Linked DNA regions of Homo sapiens: regions 1 and 2 are each linked to region 3. A link is a contact called in ENCODE Hi-C or POLR2A ChIA-PET data. All regions are on one chromosome and are shown on one strand. Each heading gives the region's core, a stretch centred on a gene start or an enhancer-like site at or near the end of the contact. The rest is flanking DNA. Distances are from core to core; before and after follow the strand shown. Region 1 has its middle 41 kb from the start of LINC02580. Region 2 overlaps THADA (THADA armadillo repeat containing). Region 3 overlaps THADA (THADA armadillo repeat containing).

Region 1 (3,634 bases), core at 567-3,066, 400 kb after region 3:
AAAAAAAAAAGCTAGACTGAGTCTTTCATGGCCTTTTCTTTTTCGCTTTAATTTTTGTAATTTTGGTCTTTCTTCTTTGTGACTACAAACATCATACATGCTCATAAAACTTCAAACACTTCCAAAATAGGTAATGTACCAAGGGAAAACCAACCCTGAGGCTCACTGCTAACTCACTGCTAACATTTTTTTGGGTAACTTAATTCTGACATAATTTCAAATTTACCAAAAAGTTGCAACAATACTACAAAGACTCTAGTATAACTTTTTTGCAGATATACTAATTGTTTACATTTTACCCCTTTTACTTTATTTTTCTTTATATATGTTTATGTGTGTGAATGTGGATGTGTGTATGTGTAATTTTTTCCTGAAATTTCCCAATTAAGAATAAGTTGCAGACATCATGCCCTTTTACCTCTAAATACTTCAGGGTGTATTTCCTAAGAACAAGGATGCTCTTTTACAGTGCAAGACTTACGTAACTCCTGCATGGTAGACACGGGAAACTCAGCATTGATCCAATACTATTCTCTAATCCACAGCCCATATTCAAGTTCAGCTGTGTCATGATCTTTTCACAGGTTTCCAGCAAAAGTCCTGAAAAGTCCTGGAAATTCAGGGCAATATAATGAGTTTTCTTAAAGCCAATATGTATTTAGCTTAAAGGATTATGCTCTATTCTAAAACCTGCTCTCCTCTCTTTTTATTTTTTTGGTGTTTAAGATGTCGCTTGTCTCTTTTTTGATGAAATGATGGTGCCAGGAGAAAGTGATTTGTTAGCCTAGGCTCATGTCTGCAGTCCCAGCACTTTGGGAGGCTGAGGTAGGAGGATCACTTGAGGCCAGAAGTTCGAGGCTAGCCTGGGCAACAAAAAAATAAATAAATAAATTAGCCAGGCATGGTGTCGTGCACCTGTAGTCCCGGCTACTTGGGAGGCTGAGGTGGGAGGATTGCTTAAGCCTTAAGAGGCGGAGGTTGCAGTAAGCTGAGATTGCACCACTGCACTCCAGCCTGGGTGACGGAGCGAGATCTTGTCTCAAAAAAGAAAAAAAAATGGTTTATTATTTCTCTGATATTCTTACTTGACAAAATAAAAACTGGGTGGTTGAATGTTAGTCCACGGACTTCTTTTGTAGAGATGCCCCTATATGGCCCCTCCAGCTCCCGTGGTCTCTAATTCTGGGACCCCTCACCTGAGGAAGGTTTCCTGCGCCCTGTTGAGAGCACAGCCACTCCTGAGGCTGGGGTGGGGGCTGGGATAGGCAGACACAGGCCCTGCCCCAGGAGCAAATGGTTTCTTACCCAGCAGAGGGGACCTTTATATGTTTTTTTGTTTTGTTTTGTTTTGTTTTTTTGAGACGGAGTCTCATTCTTTGGCCCAGGCTGGAGTGCAGTGGCATGATCTTGGCCCACTGCAACTTCCATCTCCTGGGTTCAAGCGATTCTCCTGCCTCAGCCTCCCGAGTAGCTGGGACTATAGGCACGCACCACCATACCCAGCTATTTTTTGCATTTTTAGTAGAGACAGGGTTTCACCATGTTGGCCAGGCCGATCTTGAAAGCCTGACCTCAGGTGATACTCTTGCCTCGGCCTCCCAAAGTGCTGGGATTACAGGTGTAAGCCACTGCGCCTGGCCCACCTTTATGTTTTCCAGACTCTCTGGCCTCTGTCTGGAACCTTCCTGACCTTGTGAGTCTCCCCAAGAGGCAGACTCTAGGCACCAGGCCTCACTTTCCCAGCCTCCCTTGCAGTTGCTGCAGGCTTGTGACCTGGCTCAGCCAATCAGACACACACATTCAGCAACCCTGACTCAGGCAGAAGACACAAAGAAGCAGAGATGGAGTGCATCTGCCCCAAGTGGAGGCAGCAGCAGCAGCAGGAGGGAGGTGTCGGGGCAGTGGGGCCGCAGGGCCAGTCCTCAGGTTGGTTACTCAGTTGTCCTCCCTGGTCTGTCCTCAAGGCGTGATTTGGGCTGGGGTTCTGGCTGCCGTCCAGCCCTCCCTGGTTGCTGTGAGCCTGGCTCTCTAGCCAGCCCTAGAAGTCCGTGAGTTAGTTCTCTGTTGCTTGCAACCAAGAACCCTGACAAGTAAGTACAAAGAAGTCAGTATTCATGGGGATGGCAAGGAAGGGGGGCCTGGAGTGTGGACACATCTGGGCTTGATAAGCAGTGATTCTGAGGCATGGGCAGCCATGGAGGAATCTTGTTGCCTTGTCTGAAATGTGGATGGGACACCCTGTCTAGGTGCTAGGTGGGGAAGCCCAGACAAGGAGTGCTGTGGGTAAGGGGTGGGAGGGATCTAAGAGGGGAGAGCCTAAAGCTGGGGACTGAGGATTGAACTGGGAGGAGAGAGATGGACTCAGGAAGAAGAGGAGGGTGGCATTGCAGAAGGAGATAGCCAGATTGGGTCACATGGTTCCACATGCTTAAAATATTTTTTCACCTTTTTCTTTTCTCTTTTTTTTATTTTTTATTTTTATTTTTGAGAGGGAGTCTTGCTCTGTCACCAGGCTAGAGTGCAGTGGCACAATCTCAGCTCACTGCAACCTCTGCCTCCCAGGTTCAAATGATTCTCCTGTCTCAGCCTTCTGAGTAGCTGGGATTACAAGCATGCACCACCACACCCAGCTAATTTTTTTTGTATTTTCAGTACAGATGGGGTTTCATCATGTTGGCCAGGCTGGTCTTGAACTCCTGTCCTCAGGTGATCCGCCCACCTTGGCCTCCCAAAGTGCTGGGATTACAGGTGTGAGCCATCGCGCCCGGCCTTTTTCACCCTTTTCTATATGCCAGGCAATGTATTGGTTAATAAAACAGTCCAGGGATGGGTATTATCCTCATTTTACCTACAAAGAAATTGTGTTACAGGAGGATTAAACAACCTGAATAAGATCAGAAAACCAGAAAGGGACAGGGTCAGAATTCAGACCTAAGTCTGCCTAACTCTGACACTGATGCTCTTAACAACCTCAACAGGTGCTCAGATGAGGAAGCAAAGTCTCTGCCTCAATCCCTGAGTTTTTATATAGTCGGCCCTCAGTGTCTGTGGGTTCCTCATCTGTGTATTCAACCAACTGCTATCAAAAACATTTGCGGGCCGGGTGCGGTGGCTCATGCTTGTAATCCCAGCACTTTGGGAAGCTGAGGCGGGCAGATTGCTTGAGGCCAGGAGTTCAAGACCAGCCTGGTCAATATGGTGAAACCTCGTCTCTACTAAAAATACTAAAATTATCTGAGCATGATGATGCACGCCTGTATTTCCAGCTACTTGGGAGGCTGAGGCAGGAGAATCACTTGAACCCAGGAGGCAGAGGTTGCAGTGAGCTGACATTGCGCCACTGTACTCCAGCCTGGACAACAGAGTGAGACTGTCAAAAAAAAAAAAAAAAAAAAAAAATTGAAAAAATATGAGGAGGCTGAGGCAGGCAGATCGCTTGAGCCCAGGAGTTCAAGATCAGCCTGGGCAACATGGTGAAACCCCATCTCTACTAAAAATACAAAAATAAATTAGCTGGGTGTGGTGGCGCACACCTGTAGTTCAAGCTACTTGGGAGGCTGAGATGGAAGGATTACTTGAGTCAGGGAGGCAGAGGCTGCAGTAAGCCAAGATTACACCACTGCACTCCACCCTG
Region 2 (4,156 bases), core at 1,028-3,527, 300 kb after region 3:
ACCAAGCATGATGGTGTGCCTATAGTCTTAGCTACTTGGGAGGCTAAGATGGGAAGATGGCTTGACCTGGGAGATGGAGGTTGTAGTGAGCTGAGACCACACCACTGCACTCCAGCCTGGGTGGCAGAGCCAGACCTTGTCTGCACAGAAAAAAAAAAGAAAAAAGAATATAGGTGCTGGAGTGCTGGAGTCAGATAAGCCTGGATTTGTATCTGGCCCTACCACTTGCAACCTGTATCCTGTATGATCTTGAACAAGTTGTTTATCTAAATGTCAGTCACCTTGAGTATAAAATGGCAACAATAATTCTATCTACCTAGACCTTATTCTTGCAATCTTGGATTTTTCCCCAATGGGAAAATGCAAGTCACAAGTAAATTGCATAGTATAAGACCACAGTCAAGTGCTAAGCGGGTGGTATCTGGGCAGTACCCAGTGTTGGTTTTATAGACAGTCCTGGGAAAGGAAAGACACAGGGTTCAGCCATGAAGTGCCCCCCTCAGCATCTGTGAACACCTTGAGCACTGTGCAGATACAGTGGAGAAAAAGTCCCCAGTGGGCTGAGAAACACCACAGGATCTGCGTTGCGTCCTGAGGGACAGGCCGGCAGGCTAAGTGAAAAGGAGGAAGAAGGGACCCCAGAGCAGGGAATGGTGAGTGAATCAAAGCCAAGAGAGTTGGAGGGAGGGGGAAGGCCCAGATAGCAGTGTGGGGAGACCACTGAGATGAGGTTTGGTTGAGGGACTCAGTGTTCTCTCCTGTAAAAGTAAGGGGAGGGCCTGGGGCCAGCTGCCTTCTTCAGTACCATTTCACAGGGGTCACCAACTCACATGTCCACAGAGACCACTCAAGTGAGCACGCACGTGAAAGGCGCGCGATGGGAGGCAGTAGGGCGGTCCCAGGCTGGAAGCATCCGCCTTCTGTAGGCGTGGCCACCGCTCTGCTCCAGCAGCTGCTGCCGTCTTCTAATGCAGGCCTAGAGACACCACAGTCTGATTTTCCTAATTTTCAAAAGATGCTAGAAATTTGGATCTTTATGAGAATTGCCCTGATTTTTTTTTAAATCCATGTGAGCTGTACTAAATAGTCCCTTTGCACCCCTGTCCAGACACTGCTGGTAAGTCCAGACAGGGGTGCAAAGGGACTGTTTAGTACAGTTTAGCTGACACAACTCAGCTTAGAACCCAAGTTGTGTGTGTTTGGATTCTGCCTCCGCATATACTTTCTTTTAAATAGTAGGCTCTAAGACTTAAAACAAAAAGGATGCCAGGCAAAGTGGCTCACACCAGTAATCCTAGCACCTTGGGAGGCCTAGGTGTGTGGATCACTTGAGCCCAGGAGTTTAAGACCAACCTGGGCCACGTGGCAAAACCCGTCTCTACAAAAAATACAAAAATTAGGGGGGACATGGTAGTTTGTGCCTGTAGTCTCAGCCACCAGGGAGGCTGAGGTGGGAGGACCACTTGAGCCTGGGAGGTCGCTGCAGTGAGCTGTGATTGTGCCACTTTGCCCTAGCCTGGGCGACAGAGTGAGACCCTGTCTCAAAAAAATAAACATAAAAAAAAGGAAGAGGGGTCCACCTGGGCCCGGTGAAGTCTGAATTCCCCCCAGACTTAATATCATGGCCAGGTAGGGATTTGGGGGAAGGGATGGCTGTGGACAAGGGCACAGACAGGGACGAGGGCAGAGAGAGGGTGGGCCATAGTCCTGGTGCTGCACCCGGCCCTGGCACTTGGCCCAGTGCATGCTGGGACTAGGGCTGCCCTTGAGAGCTCTGGCCAGCACATTTGGTTCTTCTTTGATGAAATTTTTTAAATTTTCAGATAAAGGACAGAGACTGTTAACCACAAACACCTATGTTCCCCGACCCAGACTTCCTACTGGGTTCTTTGCAGCTGGGGAGATGATCCCCTTCCATTCCTTAGGACACTGACCTTCCTCTGGGCCATTTGTCTCCAGTAGGGGTCAGCTGGGAGCTTTTAATTGGTGGTAAAGGTTGAAATGATGGCATTTGATAGCATGGCCATGAATGTACTCACAGAGTGCCCCACCTGGAATCCCAGCTCTGAGCCTGGGCTCTGATGGCCCTGGTGGGTGGAGAGCCCTGGCTAGTCTCGGAGTAGAGGGTAAGGGGAGGTAGGGGACTGAGAGGCTTCTGGCAGCCCCAGGAAATGTTGACTGGCAGAGTCAGCTGAACCGAGCTTGTTTTTCATGACTAATTTAAAGTTCAGGCTCTTCCCCTGCTAAGGGGAAGTGAAGACGACCATGGAGAAGACTAGAAATAATGAGGTTATCTGGAAACGGCCTCATGAAACCTGAATGTATTTTTGCTCAGAAAAAAAGAAAGTGCAGTAACACTCACTCCGTCAGACGCTGCCTTTGCTGCCCAGGCCACCCCAGCCTGCCTGGCCTCGCCTCCAGTCCTCCCTTTAGTGGGCAGCTTGTCTCCCTGCGGCCCAAGCTTGGGCTCCTCACTGCCTCTCGGTTGTGTGTGTCCTCTCACCCACCCTGCTTAGCCTGTCTGTGAAGCCACCTCCTCCTTCCACATTTGTTTTTCCTTTCTGTCTTTTGATTACCCCTACTCATGATATAATTTGTCTGTGTCACACACCGTCTTCGACTGTTTCGTCACACTTCGTGTGGGTCAGCTTGCCTCTGGCAACTCTTCTCTCTCTTAGAGTGGTTTTCTGGGTGGTTTTCCTCATGTTTCACACAGCGTCCTCCACACACAGGTGATCAATAAATACTTGTGGGTAGATAAAATATCAGATTGATGGGTGAATGGGTGAGTGGGTGGATGGGTGGTGAGTTGGTTGGATGGCAGGGCCACCCAACACCTTGGCCAGTCCCCTAAAGCTGAGGGATTTTTCAGATGCCTGAAGGAGGATTCTCCAGAGCTAGGGGCAGGGAGAATTCAACCCATTGCCATTTGCACAGCATTTACTATGCTGATTGCCCTCTCTTGAGAAGGACTAGAAGGCAGACTTGACCAATGGCCTTAGTCTAGAAGTCATCTCCCCCATAATACTTTAAAATCAGACCATGGGCTTTTTAATCCGTGGTCTGAAATAGTTTTCAAGGTTGGCACCTGGAAGACATCCACTTTGACATCTTTCTTTCATTCAGTAGTTGAAAGCAACCTCAAAGTCTGTGACTTACCTGTCTACCTGCCTAGAAATTAATAATCACTTCCCCTAGTGGGGGGAATCAGAGGCTGAGATTTGTAGTGGAGGCAACACACTGTGTGAGGCCTGGGTCTTCACCTCCAGCCCTGTTGGGGGGCGGGGGATGGGGGTGGAGGCGCTCATCGTGGAGGCAGAGAAGAAGCACCAGGGAGTATCAGCACATAACAGGGTTTCTGATAGCTAGGCATCTGCCTTGGATGGGGAGCCCTGATGTGGCTGGGGCAGTAGCAAGATGAAGGCTATACTGCAGCAGCCCTGAAGGCTCTGGTTTGCTTCCCTCCTCTGCAGTCCCAGTGAGTTATCCCTTCACAAGGATGGAAGGCACCAGATTAACCAATTCTAAATGCTGATCCATCACATTTCCAACATGATTCCAAATGACCACATGTTAATCCCACTTGTGTAGGCCTACCACAGACATGAATGTGTACCAGCTAACCCCACCCATTTGAAGCACTCCAGGAAGATTCTAGGGCATATTTCTTCTTGCCCTAGCAGTGTAGCCGGTGGGAGGAAGAGCCTCGGAGATCATTTATTCCCCACATTGACGTCTTCCTCCCACCAACCCCCAGCTCCCACAGCTCTTGGCATGTGAACCACTCCACTGAGCACCTGATGTCCCTGCTGTTGCCTGGGTGTTTGTCTTACCTTCCCACCTAGACCTCCTGCTTCTTCATTCCCTTTTGTGGCTGATTACTATTCCATTGTATGAATTTATAACAGCATTTTATTTATCCATTTATTAGCTGATGGACATTTGGGTTATTTCCACATCTTGGCTCTTATGAACAAGGCTGCTATGAACATTTATGTACAAGTTTTTGTGTGGATGTGTCTTTTTTCTCTCTCTTAGATACACTCCTAGGAGTGCAGTTTTTGGGTCATAGGTTTAATCTTTTGAGGAGAACTGCAAGACTGTTTTCCAAAGTGGCTACACCATTTTACACTCCCACTAAAAATGTATGAGGGTT
Region 3 (4,058 bases), core at 1,011-3,510:
AAGAAGACATTTATGCAGCCAGAAAACACATGAAAAAATGCTCACCATCACTGGCCATCAGAGAAATGCAAATCAAAACCACAATGAGATACCATCTCACACCAGGTAGAATGGCAATCATTAAAAAGTCAGGAAACAACAGGTGCTGGAGAGGATGTGGAGAAATAGGAACACTTTTACACTGTTGGTGGGACTGTAAACTAGTTCAACCATTGTGGAAGTCAGTGTGGCGATTCCTCAGGGATCTAGAACTAGAAATACCATTTGAGCCAGCCATCCCATTACTGGGTATATACCCAAAGGACTATAAATCATGCTGCTATAAAGACACATGCACATGTATGTTTATTGCGGCACTATTCACAATAGCAAAGACTTGGAAGCAACCCAAATGTCCAACAATGATAGACTGGATTAAGAAAATGTGGCATATATACACCATGGAATACTATGCAGCCATAAAAAATGATGAGTTCATGTCCTTTGTAGGGACATGGATGAAATTGGAAATCATCATTCTCAGTAAACTATCGCAAGAACAAAAAACGAAACACCACATATTCTCACTCATAGGTGGGAATTGAACAATGAGAACACATGGGCACAGGAAGGGGAACATCACACTCTGGGGACTGTTGTGGGGTGGGGGGAGGGGGGAGGAGGGAGGGATAGCTTTAGGAGATATACCTAATGCTAAATGAGTAGTTAATGGGTGCAGCACACCAGCATGGCACATGTATACATATGTAACTAACCTGCACATTGTGCACATGTACCCTAAAACTTAAAGTATAATAATAATAAAATTAAATTAAATTAAAGAAGACTTTCACCAGCCTATTAGGTGCTGTTGTGCAGCGAACAAGCTGTTAGAACAGAAAGCCTTGGAGTGATAAAACCTGCCTTGACAGCCCAGGTGATATAAGAGCAGTGCTATATAATGAACCTGGGTTTGGGCAGCAATCAACTTCTCCCAGCAATGTGGTTCATTGTCTGCTGTGAGAGTTCTTAAAGTCAAGCAGGCTTTTAAAGGAAACAAACCTTATTAGTAAAATGGGAGCTGCTTTGTTGTGTCAAGCTTCCAGAATTCGAGTTCTTACATCTTGTTTGATCATTAGTTGTTACTGAATTTTCTGCAGTGCTGTAAAACGTCATCAGAAGCAGCAATTTCTTAGTGATGTATTACATATTCTACATTCTCCACTAGGTGGGGATATTGTCTTGCAAAAAATTATCTCCACACTTAAATTTTTAAATTACACAAAATAATGTATAAATGTAATTATAGCCTATTGTAATAGTTTCAAACAACAGAGGTACATATGAATTAAAAACAAATTAAATTCCTCCAAGGTTTCCTCTCCAATTCCATGTCTTCCTTCTTTAGTGCAATATATTATTTTGTACTTATTTTATATGTTTATGTGTATGTACACTTACCCATTTAATGCATTGGGCTTTTTAAATAAAAACACAAATGAGGTTACCCTATAAGTACCATTTTGTCAGCGTGCTCTTTTATTTAATATAATAGTTCATCTTGGATTTTAAAAAAATATCAGTACCAAAAATACTCCTAAAACTAGAATAAGAGAGTAAGTAAGGCTAATTATAGCTTATTGGCCATGGGAATTAAATATATTTTGAAAGATAATTTGTATTTTCCTTTGATTTTAAAAGTTATATTCTACTCCTTTACTAATGCAACAGTCATGCTCACCAAAATAAATAAGGAGTGTATTTATTATAGTCATCCATATCATACTTTATGACAGAGAGGCAGAGTTTGTTTAATCTTTGGAAATTAAAGATTAAACAAGTTTTGGAACAATATTGTGTTTTATTTTAAAATTTAATTTGAAAATAATAAATTAAAATACTGGGCCTGGCATGGTGGCTCATGTCTATAATCCCAGCACTTTGGGAGGCCCAAGCGAGAGAATTGCTTTAGTCCAGGAGGTGATGTGGTGAAACCCTGTCTTTACAAAAAAATACAAAAATTAACTGGGTGTGGTGGCGCATACCTGTAGTCCCAGCTACTAGGGAGGCTGAAGTAGAAGGATTGCATGAGCCTGGGAGGTCAAGGCTGCAGTGAGCCATGAGCATGCTACTGCACCCCAGCCTGGGTGACAGAGCGAGACCCTGTCTCCAAAAAAGAAAAAAAAAAAAACTTAGCATGATTTCTTCTCATAACACATGCTCGACAAATGTTAGCTTCTTTCCTTCTGAGTAAATATAACATGACAAATCGGGTTTGTTCAAGCAGATTATTCTTGGGGAAATTATGAATAAGCTTGTTTTTAGAAACCTGGGATATGAGTAATCAAGGTTGCAATCGTTGTGTTTTTTTTTGTTTAAGGTAAAGAAGTAAAAACATGTGATGTAACTGCGCAGATGGTGCTGGTATGTTGTTGGAGAAGTATGAAGGAAGTTGCTTTACTTTTAGGCATGTTGTGCCAGCTTCTGCCCATGCAGCCTGTGCCAGAATCTTCTGATGGATTATTGACGGTGGAGCAGGTAAGGCACATGTTTATTCCACCATGTATAATTTCTGGTCAACGCATAAATCACTTTTTTTTTTATAACCCAACTCTAAAAAAAGGTTTAAAATTTTTCTTGAATAAAATCATACAAATGTTAACTGAAGAAAGTTCATGGTAATTTAGAATGTTAGACTTTATAATACATTTCAAAACTGTGGCATTTTTAGAAATTTTTTCTAAGGTATATAAATAACTGTAGATTTTACCTCACTTTTAACTGTAGTTTTATCTCTAATTTTTATTTCTCCATTTCACATACACAGACTTAAACTTTAGCTTAAAATTGTCTTATTTAGTAAAACTCCACAAATCTCTTAAATTTTGGAAAGAAAAAAAGTAACATGTTGGTTGATTATGGATCTCATGTTTCCCACTGCATTGATAATAAAGTTGTAGTCTTGGTTTTTTTGGCTGACTTTTGTTTTAAGACCACAAAGTTAGTTCACCATCTGGGACTGTTCAAGTGACTTGAGTGCGGTGTTTACAAGAAGTTAGCTTACCACAAGCATTTCATTTGGAAATATTTTAGATTTATTAGATTTCTGTTTTTAATTGATTCCCTCTTCCTTTCCATATGGTTTTGACAAATCCATTTCCCACCATTTTTCAGCAAAGATATATAACATGTACTTTCATTTTTAACTTTTTAAAAATAAAGGCAACTTTTTCCCTAGGGTGTTACAATTCAAGAACAAAACAAATATTGTAGTATGCTAATGCTGATTATTTCTATAATAACCACATGACTAGTTCCATGGAAATAATGCTAATACTTTTTTTCTCACACTCTGTGGCTTATGTTGCATGCATCTGGTTAACAGCTGCGCTTGTGATGTTGCAAGGCCTTGAGATGAAGAAAGGCAAAGGCGCACAGGACATTTCAGGCATCATTATGTTCCTTATTCTCTTCCAAATCAAATAGGCGTCAGTGTCCTAGAGTTACTTGCAGTCATTGCTGGTGACTGGCTGTAGTGCCAATGCCAACATCTTTGCTGAGGAATCCAGCTATGATTAATGATTACTTCACTGATGTTCACCATCTTGCTAAGAAGTAAACATGTGCTAGAGGCCTTTGATTTCCCAACTTCTCTTTCCAAGGACAAGTTAAAACATTTAGTTTTTTGGGTTTGTTGGGTAGTGTTTAAAAAACAAATTAAGGGAAGTGTATTTTGCTTTTACTGTAACTAAGACGTGAAAGCTTCCTATGAACATTATTTTGCCTTGACACTTTTCACATAGCACCCAAATCTTATGTATTTAATTTGTGTGCGACAGCCGTGTTAAAATTGGGAATTAATGTAAAATAAGAGATGTTTGTTAAAAAAAAAAACAATTATCACAAAAAGACAGGTTCTTATAAACCAAAGAATTCTTCCAGTGACTGCTTAAATAAAAAATAAGATCCTGACTGTTTTTCTGTAAAACATTAGTTTCCGTTGTAATGAGGTCCAGTCATTTTTCTATGTTGCCATTCACATGGTAACCTCACATACATAGGCGTGAGAAGAAACTGAT

The links. Hi-C counts contacts between places; a loop is a spot of excess contacts on that map. ChIA-PET counts read pairs that join two places held with the same protein, here RNA polymerase II (POLR2A). Pooled maps may share reads with other maps.
Region 1: a loop to region 3 is called in a pooled map, with 2.7 times the contacts of the local background. The contact joins two enhancer-like sites. A Hi-C loop is called at or near these places in 6 of 168 maps with a recorded cell type or tissue (CD14-positive monocyte, HCT116, PC-3 and 3 more), 21 of 37 single-sample maps with no recorded cell type and 18 of 50 pooled maps. POLR2A ChIA-PET finds 5 or more read pairs at or near these places in 3 of 52 experiments (MCF 10A, activated CD8-positive, alpha-beta memory T cell and activated T-cell).
Region 2: a loop to region 3 is called in a map of lower leg skin, with 5 times the contacts of the local background. The contact joins two enhancer-like sites. A Hi-C loop is called at or near these places in 10 of 168 maps with a recorded cell type or tissue (CD8-positive, alpha-beta T cell, Caco-2, OCI-LY7 and 4 more), 1 of 37 single-sample maps with no recorded cell type and 10 of 50 pooled maps. POLR2A ChIA-PET finds 5 or more read pairs at or near these places in 5 of 52 experiments (MCF 10A, OCI-LY7, SK-N-SH and 2 more).

What each region holds. Positions count from the first base shown.
Region 1 is chr2:43,141,318-43,144,951 of GRCh38, reverse strand. No RefSeq gene overlaps it. Among named protein-coding and RNA genes, the nearest start is that of LINC02580, 41 kb to the right of the region's middle. Within about 2 kb of position 1,816, at least 4 of the 41 ENCODE cell types and tissues checked have a DNase peak (open chromatin) inside an H3K27ac peak, as active enhancers do; they include CD14-positive monocyte, where a contact is called at or near this core.
Region 2 is chr2:43,238,497-43,242,652 of GRCh38, reverse strand. The region is part of intron 36 of THADA (THADA armadillo repeat containing); the gene reads left to right. Among named protein-coding and RNA genes, the nearest start is that of LINC01126, 13 kb to the right of the region's middle. Within about 2 kb of position 2,277, at least 5 of the 41 ENCODE cell types and tissues checked have a DNase peak (open chromatin) inside an H3K27ac peak, as active enhancers do.
Region 3 is chr2:43,539,618-43,543,675 of GRCh38, reverse strand. It overlaps THADA (THADA armadillo repeat containing), which reads left to right. Exons shown (of 38, transcript NM_022065.5): 21 at 2,360-2,517. Among named protein-coding and RNA genes, the nearest start is that of THADA, 54 kb to the left of the region's middle. Within about 2 kb of position 2,260, at least 16 of the 41 ENCODE cell types and tissues checked have a DNase peak (open chromatin) inside an H3K27ac peak, as active enhancers do; they include CD14-positive monocyte, where a contact is called at or near this core.